Regions from separate parts of the Homo sapiens genome. Here region 1 is linked to region 2. A link is a loop called in an ENCODE intact Hi-C map of the cell type or tissue named here. Cell type or tissue: Panc1. All regions are shown on one strand. Links, peaks and the distances in the headings refer to the core of each region. The heading gives the core; the rest is flanking DNA. Region 1 overlaps TTLL10 (tubulin tyrosine ligase like 10). Region 2 overlaps LOC124903819 (a long non-coding RNA gene).

What was found. A loop is a pair of places that touch in the nucleus more often than their neighbours do. Peaks named below come from ENCODE experiments on the same cell type or tissue, not always from the same donor. Only the 100,000 strongest peaks of a DNase experiment are listed, where the experiment ranks them.
Region 1: a loop joins it to region 2, with 2.2 times the contacts of the local background. A loop is called at or near these places in 5 of 110 quality-filtered maps.

The regions. Positions count from the first base shown.
Region 1 is chr1:1,180,190-1,188,460 of GRCh38, forward strand. TTLL10 (tubulin tyrosine ligase like 10) reads left to right here. Exons shown (of 16, transcript NM_001130045.2): 6 at 1-151; 7 at 294-412; 8 at 542-671; 9 at 1,552-1,626; 10 at 2,172-2,257; 11 at 2,687-2,858; 12 at 3,731-3,902; 13 at 4,780-4,920. Among named protein-coding and RNA genes, the nearest start is that of TTLL10-AS1, 4.8 kb to the left of the region's middle. In Panc1, for the core only: no CTCF peak of the experiment used is centred there; no DNase peak of the experiment used is centred there.
Region 2 is chr1:1,118,526-1,126,844 of GRCh38, forward strand. It overlaps LOC124903819 (a long non-coding RNA gene), which reads right to left. Exons shown (of 2, transcript XR_007065349.1): 2 at 4,378-8,319. Among named protein-coding and RNA genes, the nearest start is that of C1orf159, 6.6 kb to the left of the region's middle. RefSeq lists a silencer at 3,484-3,823 and an enhancer at 4,432-5,250. In Panc1, for the core only: a CTCF peak has its summit at 3,742 (motif pointing right); a DNase peak (open chromatin) is centred at 3,766; H3K4me3 peaks cover 424 bases; H3K27ac peaks cover 565 bases.

The DNA of each region.
Region 1 (8,271 bases), core at 1-8,000, 61 kb after region 2:
GCCACCGGCCTGCAGACTCGGATGACACTAACGCCGCCGGGCCCTCAGCTGCCCTCCTGGAGGGGCTCCTGCTGGGGGGTGGGAAGCCATCGCCCCACAGCACCCGGCCGGGGCCCTTCTTCTACATTGGAGGCAGCAACGGGGCCACAATGTGAGTAGCGGCCCTGGGCGCCCGTGGTCCCACTGAATACCCACCGCCTGCTCCCGGGGCCCAGCCCGGCCTCCGCTGGCCGCCCGCCATCCCCAACCCCTTGCCTCGGCCCCCAGGTCACCCCCGCCCCCACCCCTCGCAGCATCAGCTCCTACTGCAAAAGCAAGGGCTGGCAGCGCATCCATGACAGCCGCCGGGACGACTACACGCTGAAGTGGTGTGAGGTCAAGAGCCGAGACAGCTACGGCAGCTTCCGGGAAGGTAGCGGGAGCCGGCACCAGAGGCGGGCAGCCTGCAGGGGCCTCCTGGGCCGGAGCACAGGGCAGGTTGGAGGGGTGGGGACCGAGGTCCTGCGCTCCCTCCACACGAGCCCTGGCCTCTGACCTCCAGGAGAGCAGCTGCTGTACCAGCTTCCCAACAACAAGCTCCTCACCACCAAGATCGGGCTGCTCAGCACCCTTCGGGGACGGGCACGGGCCATGAGCAAGGCCAGCAAGGTGCCGGGGGGGGTCCAGGCCAGGTGAGTCTGCCCCTGCCCCTGCCCCCGTCCCTGCGCCCGCCCCTACGCCTGCCCCTGCCCCTGCCCCTGCACCCGCCCCACCCCTGCCCCTGCGCCCGCCCCTGCCCTTGCCCCTGCCCCTGGCCACCCAGGCTCCCAGGCTGGCTCCAGCCCCTGCCCCTGCCCTTGCCCCTGCCCCTGGCCACCTGGGCTCCCAGGCTGGCCCCAGCCCCCACCCGTCAGCACCTGCCTCCACCTTCCACCTGTCCTTTAAAGGGCCAAACCCCTGTCCCATAAACCCACCCTCTTCCTCGTGGCTGAACGGGGAAGATCCCACACGTCCCCAACCCACTGGGCCTGACACCCACCCACCTGTCCATCTCACAGACCCACCCAGGTACAACCCACCTGTCAATCTGCCTTCACCCCAAACATCCATCCAATCCATCCACAATCCCACACCGTGCCCACCGTCACCTGTGGGTGCCCTGAGTGAGGCCGTCCATCGCTCACCCAAGTCTGGGCCATCCATCCTAGCGACTTCGTCCTCCTGCTCCCAGCCCTGCCCACTGCCCTTCTATGGACCCACCTATCCCTCCTCACTTCATTTGGCCCAGACATTTTTGCACCAAGCACCCGCCCAGCCAACCGCAGCTGCCTCCATCTGCACCCCCCGCCCCTGGTTGCCTGTGACACCAGCTTTACACCATGTCCAGCGTCCACTTCCAGCCTAGAGCAACACAGCTGTTTCCCCCAGGCACCGCCGTCCACCCAGCCACCTCCTTCCACCACAACTCACAGTCCGCCCACTCACCACCCATGCCCCATCCCCCAGTCCCCACCCGCTCCAAGCACCATGAGCTGGCCCCTCAGTCCAGGCCCTCTGTCCCCTGGGCTGCAGGCTGGAAAAGGACGCAGCAGCGCCCGCCCTGGAGGACCTCCCGTGGACAAGCCCAGGATACCTCAGGCCACAGAGGTAGACTCAGCCCAGCTGTGAGGGGCCCTTCAGACCGAAGTTCAGACCTAAACCTGGTGTCGTCTGAAAAGGAGAAAGCGGGGCGGGGGTCCCACACAAAGGAAAACCACGAGCTAGAGTCAGAGGTTCAGCCAGGCCAGGCCGAGATCCACGCTGACCCCCCAGTGCACACAGAGCTGGGGCAGGGCCAGGGGCTCAGGCCACGCTCTCCGCCCATCCCAGCCGTGAGGACACTGCCATGAGGTGGTGGCTCACAAATGGCTGAGACGGTGCCAGCCGGGAGAGCAACCATGAGGGAAAAAGCAGCCAGCGGGAGGGGCCCGGGTGGGGGTCAGCGGCCAGAAGGATGCAGCCAGCAGCACAGCCCGTTGGGGGGGTGCTGCAAAGGGGCAGGAAACGCAAAGTCCCCACAAGGAGAACGGCCGCGGGCGCCAGGTGCCACTGCCCACACTCCCTCCCGCCGGGCCACAGGCTGGGCCTCAAACCGCCCACCCAGCCAGGGGCGAAGGGACAGCAGCTCATCCTCCTGCCTCCCTGCCCTGCAGGGTCCTGAGAATGGAAGAGTTTTTCCCAGAGACCTACCGCCTGGACCTCAAACACGAGAGAGAGGCCTTTTTCACCTTGTTTGATGGTGAGACGCTGCTGGCCGGACACCAGGCTGGCCCTGGGGAGACAGGGTGAGGGCTGGACCAAGGCGGGGGCTGATGAGGGCAGGGCTGGGTCTGGAGGGGCTGCGTGGGGCTGGGACGAGACGAGGTGGTCAGGAAGGGGCCAGGGCTGGGCCTGGTCTGGGTGGGGACTGAGGAGTTGGAAAGGGGAGGGTCTGGCCTTCGTGGAGGTTGGGGTATGAGGGCACTGGGGCCAGGGCTGGAGCTTGGTCCGGGTGAGCGTGGTCGAGGCACGGGCAGGAGCTGGGGCCAGGCGTGTGGTTAGCGCAGGGCCAAGGTTGGAATGGCCGGGCCGAGGGTCGCAGCCTGGAGGGGAGGGTCCTGGTCGGGCCCTAGGAGGGGCGTGGCTGGGTTGGGGGCGAGGCCAGGGGCTCAGGCCGCGCTCTCTGCAGAAACCCAGATATGGATCTGCAAGCCCACAGCCTCCAACCAGGGCAAAGGCATCTTCCTGCTCCGGAACCAGGAGGAAGTTGCCGCCCTGCAGGCCAAGACCCGGAGCATGGAGGACGACCCCATCCACCACAAGACGCCGTTCCGGGGGCCTCAGGCGCGGGTGGTGCAGAGGTGCGGCGGCGGGTGCCCGGAGGGGTGAGGGTCTGGGCTGGCTGACCCGGGCCCCACTGGTGCAGTCAGCAGGGCCGCCGAGGAGCCCTTGGTCGTGGAAAGCAGCCGCACCACCAGCCCCTGTGCAGACCACAGCCGGGCCCCCGTGTAGCCAGCAGAGGGGAGGGGTCACACCAGGCCGGGGTCACAGACACAGGATCCAGGGTTGAGGGGTTAGTCAGTTTGTCCTTCAGCTGGGGCCCCCTCTGTCCTGCAGGTGGCCTGGCCTGGGTGGCCTCCCGGCTGCCAGCCCCCCTACTCCCCGGCCCAGCCAGCCAGCTGCAGCCTTCAGGCCTATGGCCAAGCTGACCACTCCTTCCCTGAGTGGGAAGGCTTCCTCCAGAAAGCCCCGTGGCTGCACGAGGCTGAAGGTTTAGACCTGTCGACCTCACCCCCGGCCCTCGTAGAGCCTCACTCTGACCACAGCTGCCGTCTGCCGTCCCCAGCTTCCATCGGCTCCTCCCTCGCGTCCCTCCACCTGGCGAGCTCTCCGCCTGGCGCACCCCCTCTGCCTGCTGTGCTCCCTCTGCCTAGCGCCCGCCTGGCGCGCTCCTTCCCTTCCTCTCCAAAGCCACCTTCATGCCCTCCTCCTCCAGGCAGCCCTCCAGGCTCCTACTGCGGTTATGCCCTGGAGCACCCATCAGGGTGCCAGGCCTTTCCTCCCAATTCCCCTGACATATTCAGGCCCAGAAATGCCCCCTTTCCCTGGAGGTCACACCTGGGACAGAGGCGGGGCGCTGAGGAAATGGAACAGGCCCGGGGTGGGGTGTGAGGGGATGCAGGCCAGGCTGGCCCCGTGGCTCAGCCCAGCAGCCCCGACATGGTGCCCCCAGGTACATCCAGAACCCGCTGCTGGTGGACGGGAGAAAGTTTGACGTGCGCTCCTACCTGCTCATTGCCTGCACCACACCCTACATGATCTTCTTTGGCCACGGCTATGCTCGCCTCACCCTTAGCCTTTACGACCCCCATTCCAGCGACCTCGGCGGCCACTTGACCAACCAGGTGAGTCTGCCATGGGTGAGGGCCCTCCCTGCAGCCTTGGGATGAGATTAGAAGGAGGTTCTCACTGCTAGGGGGTGCAGAGGGGGTGCAGCTACAGAAGGAGGTGGCCCAGGCCGGGAGGTGTCTCAGGCCTGGAAGTAGCCTGGGCTGCCCCCGCTGGCAGTGAGCACTGCCTCTCACCTCCCGCTTTTGGCCACGTCAGAAGAAGGGCGTGGCAGGGACCCCGTTAGCTGGTGAAAGGGCTCAGAGCCCTGTAGCCCTCAGCGTGCAGCCTGGCTCCCAAGCCGCAGCTGAGTTTTCTGAGGATGGGGTGCGGGTGGGCGTCGGAACCGAGGGGATTCTGAGGCTGTCAGAGGAGGGGCCCTGTGGGCAGAGATTTCTGGGGACGGGTCTTCATGGGAGAGTCCAGGGTAGGGACCTTCTGAGAAGATCTGTGGGGTCCTCACGGCTGAAGGGGGGTCTCAGCGGATGAAGGTTTTTGTGGGAGGGTCTTTGCAGGCAGGTCAGGGTGGGGCCGGGGGAGCAAGGTTAGGGGCGGCTGTCTCAGGGACCCCCAGAGAACAGGCCTTCTAGGTTAGGGGGATGTTCTCTTGGGGACCCCCGTGAGGACAGGCCCTCCGGACAGTCTGGGAGCCAGTCTCCAGGCACCGTGTGCCCCCAGTTCATGCAGAAGCCTTCTAGGTTAGGGGGATGTTCTCTTGGGGACCCCCGTGAGGACAGGCCCTCCGGACAGTCTGGGAGCCAGTCTCCAGGCACCGTGTGCCCCCAGTTCATGCAGAAGCCTTCTAGGTTAGGGGGATGTTCTCTTGGGGACCCCCGTGAGGACAGGCCCTCCGGACAGTCTGGGAGCCAGTCTCCAGGCACCGTGTGCCCCCAGTTCATGCAGAAGAAGAGCCCTCTGTACATGCTGCTGAAGGAGCACACGGTGTGGAGCATGGAACACCTCAACCGCTACATCAGTGACACGTTCTGGAAGGCCCGGGGCCTCGCCAAGGACTGGGTCTTCACCACCCTCAAGGTGCGTCCACTGTGCCCTCCAGTCTGGGAGTGAGATCCCTCGGGGCGGGGGTGTGTGGTCAGGCTGGGCACCAGGCACACAGATGTCCGTGGCGTGCGTGGGCGGCTGCGCTGAAGTGTGACCTGACCGTGTGGAACCAAACCCTTCCAGCGTCTCTGCTCACTTAGCTGGCAGTGCCTGTCCCCAGCAGCCAGCAAAGGCCCGGACGGAAAGCCCAGTCGGGGGTCTGTCGGCACGAGTCCCGCGGGCAGCCTCGCCGTAGGGTCAGGGGACAGCTCGGCTTCAGTGACAGCCACCATGTGAAGAGTCTTTGTTCCTTTCAGATCCTCCACTTGGCAGGCAGGGCCAACAGCAGCCCCCGGGCCAGGTGTCCTGGAGCAGCAGCAGCTGCCCGTGCAGGCCCGGACTCTCCCTAGCTAAGGGCCATGTGCGGTGGAGTGTCCTAATTTTGCAGGGTTCCTTTCTGTGGGGGTACCTGTGGGGTACTTCAAACAGCCCTAGCAGCAAAGGCCCTTGAGCAGCGCGGTGTGAAACTGGGATAAAAACGGGGCTTGGCCGAAGGACTTTTATCTGTCTTGGTCACCCCGGCCAGGCCCCGGAAGCAGCAGCCAGGGATGGTCCTTCCTCACCCACAGGCGTGTGTCACTGTGGCTGGGACGGCAGCGCTCAGAGGAGCCTCCAGTTACTTTCCTCACATCTCCCAAACTCTCTCTTAATTGCGATAATTCACAGAACATAAAATTCACGATCTTAAAGTGTGCAGTTCAGTGGCTTTTAGTATTTCAAAAGTTGTGCAATTATCACCACCAATTCCAGAACATTTCATCACCTCAAAAAAGAAACACTACTAACGAGCCATCACAGCTACATTGCCGGCCATTCCTGGTCACCGCTGATGGACCTTCTCTCTCTCTCCTGTCTCCTTTCTCTTACCGTGGTGTTTTCAGGGTTCATCCACGTAGTTCACGTATCCTTTTCTTTTCTTTTTTTTTTTTTTGAGACAGAGTCTCACTCTGTTGCCCAGGCTGGAGTACAGTGGCACAATCTCAGCTCACTGCAACCTCCACCTCCTGGGTTCAAGCAATTCTCCTGCCTCAGCCTCCCAAGTAGCTGCAACTACAAGTGCCCGCCACCACGCGCGGCTAATTTTTGTATTTTTAGTAGAGATGGGGTTTTGCCGTGTTGGCCAGGCTGGTCTCAAACTCCTGACCTCAGGTGACCCGCCCGCCTCAGCCTCCCAAAGTGCTGGGATTACAGGCGTGAGCCACTGCACCCAGCCATGTATCCCTTTCATACAACGTTCCGTCATATGGATGGACCATATTTTGCCATCAGCTGGTGGACACAGTTTTATTATTGAGCTGTTATGAATAATGTTGCTATAAATATTCACACAAAAATGTTTGTATGAATATATATTTTCAGTGCTCCTGGGAAAATACCCAGGAATGGAGTCGTGGGTCACAGGGTGACACACTTAACTTTCTGAGGAACCAGGAATCACTTTTCCAGTTTCTCCAGATCTCGCCAACACTTGTTATTTTCCTTTCTTTATTAAAGAATCACCATCTGGTCGGTGTGCAGGGATATCTCATTGTGGGTTTGATTTCCATTTTGCTAATGACAAATAACTTCATGTGTTCACTGGCCAGCTATGTATATTCTTTAGAGAAATGTCTATTCAAACGCTGTGGCTGTTCTTTACCATCCAGTTGTGAAAGTTTTTTTTGTTTGTTTTTTGTTTTTTTTTTTTTGAGACAGAGGCTCGCTCTGTCGTCCAGGCTGGAGTGCAGTGATGTGATTCTCGGCTCACTGCAAGCTCCGCCTCCCGGGTTCACGCCATTCTCCTGCCTCAGCCTCCCGAGTAGCTGGGACTACAGGCGCCCGCCACCACGCCCGGCTAATTCTTTGTATTTTTAGTAGAGACAGGGTTTCACCGTGTTAGCCAGGATGGTCTCGATCTCCTGACCTCGTGATCTGCCCGCCTCGGCCTCCCAAAGTGCTGGGATTATAGGTGTGAGCCACCGCGCCCGGCCAAAAGTTCTTTACATATTCTAAACACTAGGCCTTTATCAGACATATGATTTGCCAATATTTTTCTGGAATATTGTGGCTGTCTTTTCACTTTCTTGATAATGTCCTTTGACCACAAAAGCTTTTAGTTTTGATGAAATCCAGTTTATCCATTTTTTTCCTTTGGTTACTCATGCTTTTAGTATCATATCTAAAAATCCATTGTGCCAGGTGCGGTGACTCACGCCTGTAATCCCAGCACTTTGGGAGGCCATGGTTGTTAGATCACCTGAGGTCAGGAGTTCAAGACCAGCCTGACCAATATGGTGAAACCCCATCTCTACTAAAAATATGAAAATTAGCCAGGCGTGGTGGTGGGTGCTTGTAGTCCCAGCTACTTGGGAGGCTGAGAAAGAAGAATTGCTTGAACCCGGGAGGTGGAGGTAGCTGTGAGCCAAGATCGTGCCACTGCACTCTAGCCTGGGCAACAGAGCAAGACTCCATCTCAAAAAACAAAAAAATAAAAATCCATTGCACTTTGGGAGGCTGAGGAAGGTGGATCACCTGAGGTCAGGAGTTTGAGACCAGCCTGGCCAATGTGGAGAAACCCCATCTCTACTAAAAATACAAAAATTAGCTGGGTGTGGTGGCGTGCACCTGTAGTCCCAGCTACTCAAGATGCTGAGGCAAGCGAATCACTTGAACCCGGGAGGCAGAGGTTGCAGTGAGTGGAGATCGCACTGCTGCACTCCAACCTGGGTGATGGAGCAAGACTCCATCTCAAAAAAAAAAAAAAATTGCCAAATCCAGCAGAGTGAAAATTACACTTATGTTTCTTTCTAAAATGGTATAGTTTTAGCTCTTATATTTAGGTCTTGGATCCATTTTCAGTTAATTTTTGTGTATGGTGTGAGTTAGGGATCCAACAGCATTCTCTTGCATGTGGCTATCCAGTTATCCCAGCACCATTTGTTGAAGAGACTATTCTTTCCCCCATGGAATGGTCCTGGCATAGTATCAAAAACCAATTGACCAGAGCTGCAAGTGTTTATTTTTGGACTCTCAGTTCCATTCCATTAGTGTATATGTCTGTCTTTATGCCAGTACCACATGGTTTTGATTGCTGTAGCTTTGTAGTAAGTCCTGAAATTGGGATATGTGAGTCTTTCAATATTGTTCTTTTTCAAGATTATTTTGGCTATTCAGGGGCCCCTTACAATTCCACAATTCCATATGAATTTTAAGATTGGCTTTTCCATTTCTGGGGAAAAAGTCCAATGAAATTTTTTTTTTTTTTTTTTGAGACAGAGTCTCATTCTGTTGCCCAGGCTGGAGTGC
Region 2 (8,319 bases), core at 182-8,181:
GTCCCTGGAGGCTCCCTCCTGAGTAACCGCACGGGGTGCACATTCCCGAGAACACGAAAGGGTGCAGGATTCCACTAGGCCAGGTGGAAACATAAGGACACCGTAGGGTCGCATCAAGTTGAAGGACAATCTCTAGACTAAAACAGAAACGACATTTACTCCCCTAAGGGCCACACGGGCTGAATCCCATCCTCAGGTTATAGCAGGGATGCTAGGTCTGAAAGCCACAGGGGAGCATCGTAAGTCGCAGGTGCCCACAGATCACACCAGGGACCCCACCTCTGCCAACCGGGCTGTTTGTGTCCCCGAAAGGGAGCACTTTCCTCCCCAGAGACTTCAGGTGCAGTATGGGAAGGTTGGGGAACTAAAAAGCTGTGCACTAATATTTTTTGTATTAAAATAGAACCATCTTATGTTTGTAATGCATGGGGTTTTGTAGGGGCGGGATGTTTTGTTGAGATGAGGACTCGCTCTGTCGCCCAGGCAGGAGTGCGGTGGTGCCATCGTAGCTCACTGCAGCCTCGACCGCCCGGGCTCAAGGATCCTCCTGCCTTGGCCTCCCACAGCACCTGGGGCCACAGGTGTGAGCTGCCGTGCCCAGCCCGGCATTCATAATGCTCAAGAGAACTTGTCCTGAGAGAGGGTCGGCTTTGCCACTGAATCATCTTTCAAATGAGGAAATTATTTAGGCTCTGTAGTGTAAGTGGAATCTTACTGCATTTATGTAGGGTCTTGGAAAACTTAAGAGATTTTAGGAACAAACTATATGTTTAACGAGTCTGGAGGTATATCAGTGATTTAGTGGGGAAGATTTTGTTAATTCAAAGTGTTTGCAAACGAGTTAGAACATACGCATTTGTAAATACAGTGTAAAATGTTTGCTGGTGGGCTGTGAATTAAGAGCAGAAGGAGATGCCACCGCCTGTCCAGATGGCCAGGATTTAAACAGCCACAGCTGGTCCCTCATGCACTGCGGGGGTTGCGGAATGGTGCGGCCCCCTGGAGAGCCCTTGGCAGTTCCTTAAAAATTGGAACATGCAGGTGCCGTGGAAGGCAGCAGTGGCATTCTGGGGCATTCATCTCAGAGAAATAAAAACTTCACACACTCGCCGGCAGCTTCATTTTAATAGCTCCAAACTCGAAACAACACTCCCCCCCAGGTGGGTGGTGAGCCCACCCCGTGCAGACACCCTGAGGAGCGGGCACCATGAAGAGGCCAGGATCCGGCTGGGCGCGGTGGCTCACGCCTGGAATCCCAGCACTCTTGAGAGGCCAAGGCGGGCGGATCACTTGAAGTCAGGAGTTTGAGACAGGCCTGGCCAACATGGTGAAACCACGTCTCCATTAAAAATAAAAAAAAATTAGCCAGGTGTGGTGACACACGCCTGTAATTCCAGCTACTCAGGAGGCTGAGGCATGAGAATCACTTGAACCCAGGAGACAGAGGTCTCAGTGAACCGAGATCGCGCCCCTGGGCCACAGAGCGAGACTCCATCTCCAAAAAAAAAAAACCCAAAAAACGAAAAAAAAAAAAAAACCAACAACAACAAAGGAGGCAGCGTCCATCTGGGGGGACCTGAACAACTCCAAGGGCCTTGGCTGGCGAGAAAATCCTGCCTCAAAAGGGCGCGTGCTCGGTGGTTCCACGGTCTACCATTCCCTCTTAAAAATGTTTTTAAGCAGAGACGGAGACTTGCTGTGTCGACCCGGCTGGTCTGGAACTCCCAGGCTCATGCGACCTGCCCCCCTCCCACCGTGCCTGGTTCTACAGCTCTTAAAGGGCAAAACGGTGAAGCTGGATCACAGATCACAGTGGTGAGCAGGGGTGGGGCGGGCACCCCAGGGGTGCGGGAGGTTGGACCACTCACATGGGCCTGGATGCCTCCTGGTTATGACACTGCCTTCCTGTTCCTGCCGTTCCGCTGGGGGAAGCAGGGGTGGGGGGTGGGGGTCCCTGAGCTCCGCTGGGGGAAGCTGTGGTGGGGGATCCCTGAGCTCCTCGGCCCTGACTGGGCTTAATGGTCTCTGGGCCTTTGACTTTGTCCTTTATTCTAGGACATGGCTATTTGGACAAATAGTTCAAAACCCCTAGAAGATGCCGGGCTTGGTGGCCCAAGCCTGTAATCCCAGCACTTTGGGAGGCCAAGGCGGGCGGATCACCCAAGGTCAGGAGTTCAAGACCAGCCTGACCAACATGGTGAAACCCCGTCTCTACTAAAAATACAAAAATTAGCTGGACATGCTGGCATGCGCCTGTAATCCCAGCTACTTGGGAGGCTGAGGCAGGAGAATCACTTGAACCCGGGAGGCAGAGCTTGCAGTGAGCCGAGATCGCGCCACTTCACTCCAGCCTGGCAACAGAGCGAGACTCCGTCTCAAAAACAAACAAAAAGCCTAAGAGATGACTTCGGAAAGAGGGAAACTGAGGCGGAGCTCCCAGCCGTGCCAAACAGCAGCTCCTCCTGAGGGCTCCTGGGGACCTCAGTGAGGCTCGGTTTTGGGGGCCTCGGTGGGGCTCGGTTTTGGGGGCCTTGGTGGGGTTCGGTTTCTGTTGCGTCACCTCTATGCGGTCCCTGGGGCTGGCGTGCCAAGGCTCGCTGGCTTCCTACTGCACTGGGACTCCAATTATCCGCAGGCCATTCCCAGAAGGGCTGCTCTTCCCAGCAGGCCAGGCCGTGCCTCCCTGATGGGGGGTGCTCTTCAGCTCACGGGGAAGGGGCTCAGTCCCCACATAGCTACACCAGGACGTGCGTGGACGAGGGAGGCTCAGAACTGCAGCTGGGTGCCCTTTACCCCCGGCAGTGCTGAGCCTGGACACCTTGTCCACCCCCCCACACCGACATGCAGGGCCCAGAGGCCTCCTTGCCTAAGGGAGGAGCAGGTGGAGGTGTTAGCTCTTCCAAACAGGCAGGTGCTGGGGGAGGCTCAATTATCAGCACGCAGTTAATCCCCTAATTAAAGGAGGCAAGTGCTGTTCATGGCCCCACCTCCTCCCCAGCCAGGCTGCTGCCCTGCAACGAGGCTGAAGCCTCCTGCTCTGCGGAGGCAGGCCCTGTGTTCTGCGCTGAACAGGGCTGTGGCGACCCCCAGCCCCTCCCGGTGCCCACGCTGCCCCTCCCCCCATTGCCCCCTGGGATTGCCCCCCCTCCCCCACCCCACCCCATCTGGGACTCCTGCCCCTACAGCAGCCGCAGCAGGCCCAGGGGTGAGGCCAGCCTCACGTGGCGCCTGTTCTGTGGGTGGGGTGGGGCCTTCCTTGCTCTGGGCAGAGGGGTGCCAGCCCTGAGGTCCTGGAGCCTCCCAGGCTGAGCCACTGGCCCTGATGCCCACTGGGCTCTCGGCCGATGGACGACCAGGAGACGTGGGGACCAGCGGGCTGGGCTGTGGGTGCTCCCTCCTCAGAGCTTCAGGAACCCTCTGTGTGGGGGGCGTCTCTTCCCTAGAAACTGTCCTGTGCTGGCTAAAGAGCCTCCGGCGGCTGTGGGACAGCCTCAACCTTGCCAGGGCTGAGATGACGATGGTTGCAGCTGCCTTTGGAGCTCGGCTGCCTGGCTGGGCAGGAGGCTGGGGGGCCTCTGTCCCGCCATGGCTTCCCCGGGACCCCACCCTCCGCCCTCCCCTGTGGCCTCAGTGGGCCTGGCACCCAGGCAGAGACTCTCGGGTTGGGTCGTGGGGCCCTGGGAGCACAGGCTGGGGCATCCGCGGACCCTCGTCTCCCCAGTGCCAGGTCCCTGAGCCCGCCTGCAGGTGGCGTCTCTCCCTCACGGGTGCCGGGCCCGGACCTGGGCACTGCACTTGGCGTTGCCGACCCAGCCGCTCCGACTCCTGCCCGGGAAGTCAGGCAGTGTGGCCGGGACCTTCCTCAGGAGACCCTGAGCAGGGGTTCTCAGGACCTGGGGGATCTTCGGAGCTGATGGGAGGCAGCCCCGCCGGGCTGGGTGGGTGGCAGAAGGCCCCCTGGCCTCGGCCTGTGAGGCCGGCTCCCTCGGAAGTGAAGCTACGGCACCTCGAAGCTCAGACCACAGCCATCCTCACATCCCCCGACGGCCCCCGTGCCTCAGGGGCCCCCCTTCCTACCTGCTGGCGACTCAGCGAGGTGGGGGCGTCTTCCCGTGCCCATGGCACCTCTCTCTGTTGCCACATTCTACCTCCTGAATCAAGGGGTGCCCCTCGCCCGTGGGGAGGTGGGGCCTGTGACCAACACCCTTGGGGCCAGCGTGGGGCAGACACCCCAGCTTCGAACCCCAGACGCCCACCTGGGGCCCCATCCACCAGCCCCTCTGCCTCACGCGGGTCTCTATGCACCAAAGTCCTGCGTCCACACAGGAAACCCTGGTTCACCGTAGGGACGCCAGTCACTCAGACGCAGGCCAGAGCTTTGGCCGTGCAAGGATGCAGTTTAATTACATATGACACAGATGGTGAAATACGTGCAAAGCACGGAGCTGTGTCTGTGAAAATGAAGAGGAACACTGAGGAGCAGCACGAGGACAAGCCCCACACTTCTGCGGTTGCTGTTGGCCTCAGCTCTGCCGCCTCAGGGCACAGCCTTCTCCGCAGTTGCTCTCCTGGCCCCGCAGGGTCGTGTGTGCCTGCATGAAGCTAAAACAAAATGCAGAGCTTCTCAAAACTGCTCTACTTCATACCATTAACCGGTCAGCCACCAGTACCAGCAAACCCGCAGATGGGACGCAGAGGCTTCCAGGAAAACAGCAACACCAAACACACCGGACGGGAGTCCTGGCTGCAGGCCGTTCTACATCCAGGGCCCCGGGTAGGCAGCGCTTACTCTTCCCCCATGCAAGCCCCTCCCTTGTGGACAAAGGCAGAAGTGAAGGTGGTGCTCTCCAGATGGGGCTGTAAACGCTGCGTCCTGTGTGCTCTGCCTGGGATGGCTCGCCCTGGACACCAGCCCTGGCCAGTGAGAAGCCCAGGAGCAAGTACGGAAGCTCATGCAGCACACACTTGAGCACACACCTGCACGCACACCTGCGCACACGCCACACACACCTGCGCACACTCCTGCACACACAGTGCACACACCTGCACACACACCTGTGCACACACACCTGTGCACACGCCACACACCCGTGCACAAACCTGAGCACACCTGCACACACACCTGAAAACACACCTGCGCACACCTGAGCACACATCTGCACTCACCTGTGCACACACCTACACACACACCTGAGCACACCCCACCCACACCCCCATGCACACACCTGTGCACACCACACACACCTGCACATACACCTGAGCACACATCTGCACACACCTGAGCACACACCTGCGCACACACCTCAGCACGTATCTGCAAACACTTGAGCACACACCTGAGCACACACCTGCACACACTCCTGCGCACACTCTACATACACTTGAGCACACACCTGGGCACACACCTGCACACACCTGCGCACACACCTGCACACACTCCTGCACACACCTGCGCACATGCCACACACACCTGAGCACACACCTGTGCACACTCCTGCGCGCACACACCTGCACACACGCCACACACCTGTGCACACACCTGCGCACACCACTGCATACACACCTGAGAACACACACCTGTGCACACACCTGCGCACACCACTGCATACACACCTGAGCACACACCTGCACACACACTTGGGCACCCACCTATGCACACACGCCTGGGCACACACCTGCACACACACCTGGACACACACCTGGGCACACACCTATGCACACACATGCCCTGCAGTTGAGCTCTGAGAAACCACCACCCTGTCCACTTCGCAATTGTGCTTCCTGCTACGTCCACAGCTCTGAGTTTCTGAGCTCTGGAAGCAGACGTGGTAAACGTGCATGTTCCAGCCACTGCATGTGGGGTCACTTGTTACACGGCAGCAGCTAACTCATGCAGGAAGCCACGTGAATTCTGGGCGTGGTTGGGGCCTCCTCCTGCACCCAGTCCGCTCACTGCTTGGGGCTGCCACATGCGTGGGGTTGCTGCCTCTGAGACCTCACATTCCCGGGTTCCCTCAGCCTCTGTTCTATTGGAAACTGCAGCCCTGTGGGCACAGGCAGGGCAGGCACTGCAGGTTCTCTTTGGAAGGAGCTTCGCAGGCTGAGGGTGGGGCCCTTCGCCACCCACTGCCCCACCCAGGGAGAGGCTGCCTCGCATCAGCTCCGGGGTCTCCACGTTCTCCAGACCCCAAGAACCCCTTGGCCTTGCAGAGTCTCTGTGAGTCAGGAGCTCAGCGCTGGAAGATGCATCCAGGTCAGGCAGAGACCCCTGGTCCAGCCTCCCCCTCACTTGCTGCTGGCCTGGGCCACGGCACTGCTGCAGGCTCCGCGGACTTTAGGCTCATTTAATGCCTGACCCTGAGTGGCAAGCCCCACCCTGGGCAAATATTTATTTGACAAATAAGGGCTCACCAGGACGAAGGCCATGGAAGGCTTTCCCCAGGGCAGCCGCTGAGCGGCTGTGGAGGCCGAGGGGTCTGTCCGCCTGGGGGAGGCAGGAGGGATGTGGGGAAAGGGGGGCCTCTGACCGTGAGTCCCCAGATCGGTTCAGGGGCGGTGGGAGCCCCGGCTGCTGGAGCCTGGTCTGCGTGGTACAAGACGGCCCCCGTGCCTGCTCTCTCTGTTCTGATGAGAGGATAGGGAAGGCCATGGTGCTGGAGGAGCTCCCGGCTCCCGGGGCTGTGGCCCAGAAAGACGCCCCAGGGTGGCACTCAGACAGTGAGGTGGCCTGTTGACCCCACAGGGAAGTGCTTGGTCTCAGGGCCCAGTACAGCTGCCCCCACAGGAGCCTCTACCACAGAAGCAGGCATGGAGGAGCTCGGAGGACCGTGGCGGGGACAGGGGAGGGTGTGTGTCTGCCTCGAGGCCTCTCCTCCAGGCCTTCCTCTCCTTCAAAGGGACTGCCGCGGCCGAGGTGTGGCCTGCAGGGGTGGACTCTGAGGCCAGCAGGGGCCCGCCCGACACCTCACCTGAGCTACACTCTTCCCCTGACAGAGGTGGCCGATGGGGCTGGCTGAGCTGGGCCTTTTATGCAGGAATGGACGCCCTTGGGGTCAGCCTCAGGGGTTAACCCTTAGCATCCTCTCAGGCCAGGATTCCAGGAAAGATGTTTCCTCCACAGGCCCTCAAGTTACCCCAGGGCAAAGAGTGGATGGCCCAGGCCCTGTGCAGAAAGAGTCCTGGGTCCTCCGTCCTCTTCCAACCTCCTGCTGAGAGTCCCAGGCAAGCACAGATTCCCAGGCTGGGGTATCCCATCCAGACTTTCGCCCTCTGTACCCTTCGTGCTGGGCCTGGGGTGGAGTGTACTTGGAGGGGACCCATCCTCAATCCACCTCGTTCCGGAGAGCTGAGCCCTCAAGAAGCCCAGGAGAGCAGCTCGGGGGAGCACGGACCCTGCTTCCAGCCCTGGGCCATTCGCCCGCTGGAAAAAAATCCCCAAAATTTGCTGATAAATATAAGAAAGTCACAGCAGCCTTCAAACAAGCAGACTCCATAGACAGACTCCAGAACCGCTCCGCAGGCACAGGAGACACCAAACACACTGCTGTCCGTCACAGTCAGGGACCCCCCGGGAAGGACGGGGGACGGAGGAGGGCAGGGGCCGCGGGGTGGGGGCCGAGGGCCTCCCCGTCAGCTGGCAGCAGCGGCCCCTCAGCAGCCTGGAGTGCTGGCCTGCCAGCCGGTCTGCCTGTCCTGCGCCATGGCCTCCCTGTGCGTCTGTGAAGTCAGTGTGAGCTGCTCCCGGGGCGGCACCGGCGTGGTGACCTCCTCCCTGGAATTCTCTCTGTTTTTTTTTTTTTTTTGAGATGGAGTTTTGCTCTTGTCGTCCAGGCTGGAGTGCAGTGGCACAATCTCGGCTCACTACAACCTCTGCTTCTTGGGTTCAAGAAATTCTCCTGCCTCGGCCTCCCGAGTAGCTGGGATTGCAGGCGCCCGCCACCACATCCAGCTAATTTTTGTATTTTTAATAGAGACGGGGTTTCACCATTTTGGCTAGGCTGGTCTCGAACTCCTGACCTCAGGTGATCCGCCCGCCTTGGGGGAGGCGGGGTCTTTCTCTGCCTTGGGGGAGGCGGGGTCTTTCTCTGCCATGGAGGAGGCAGGGTCTTTCTCTGCCATGAGGGAGACGGGGTCTTTCTCTGCCATGGGGGAGGCGGGGTCTTTCTCTGCCTTGGGGGAGACGGGGTCTTTCTGTGACTTGGGGGAGGAGGGGTCTTTCTCTGTCCCCAGTGGGGAGTCTCGCTCACCTCGCTGCGGCTTCAGCGGCCCTCCGCGAGCAGCGGGTGTGAGGTTTGCTGGTTTGGGTGTCGGAAAGCCAGC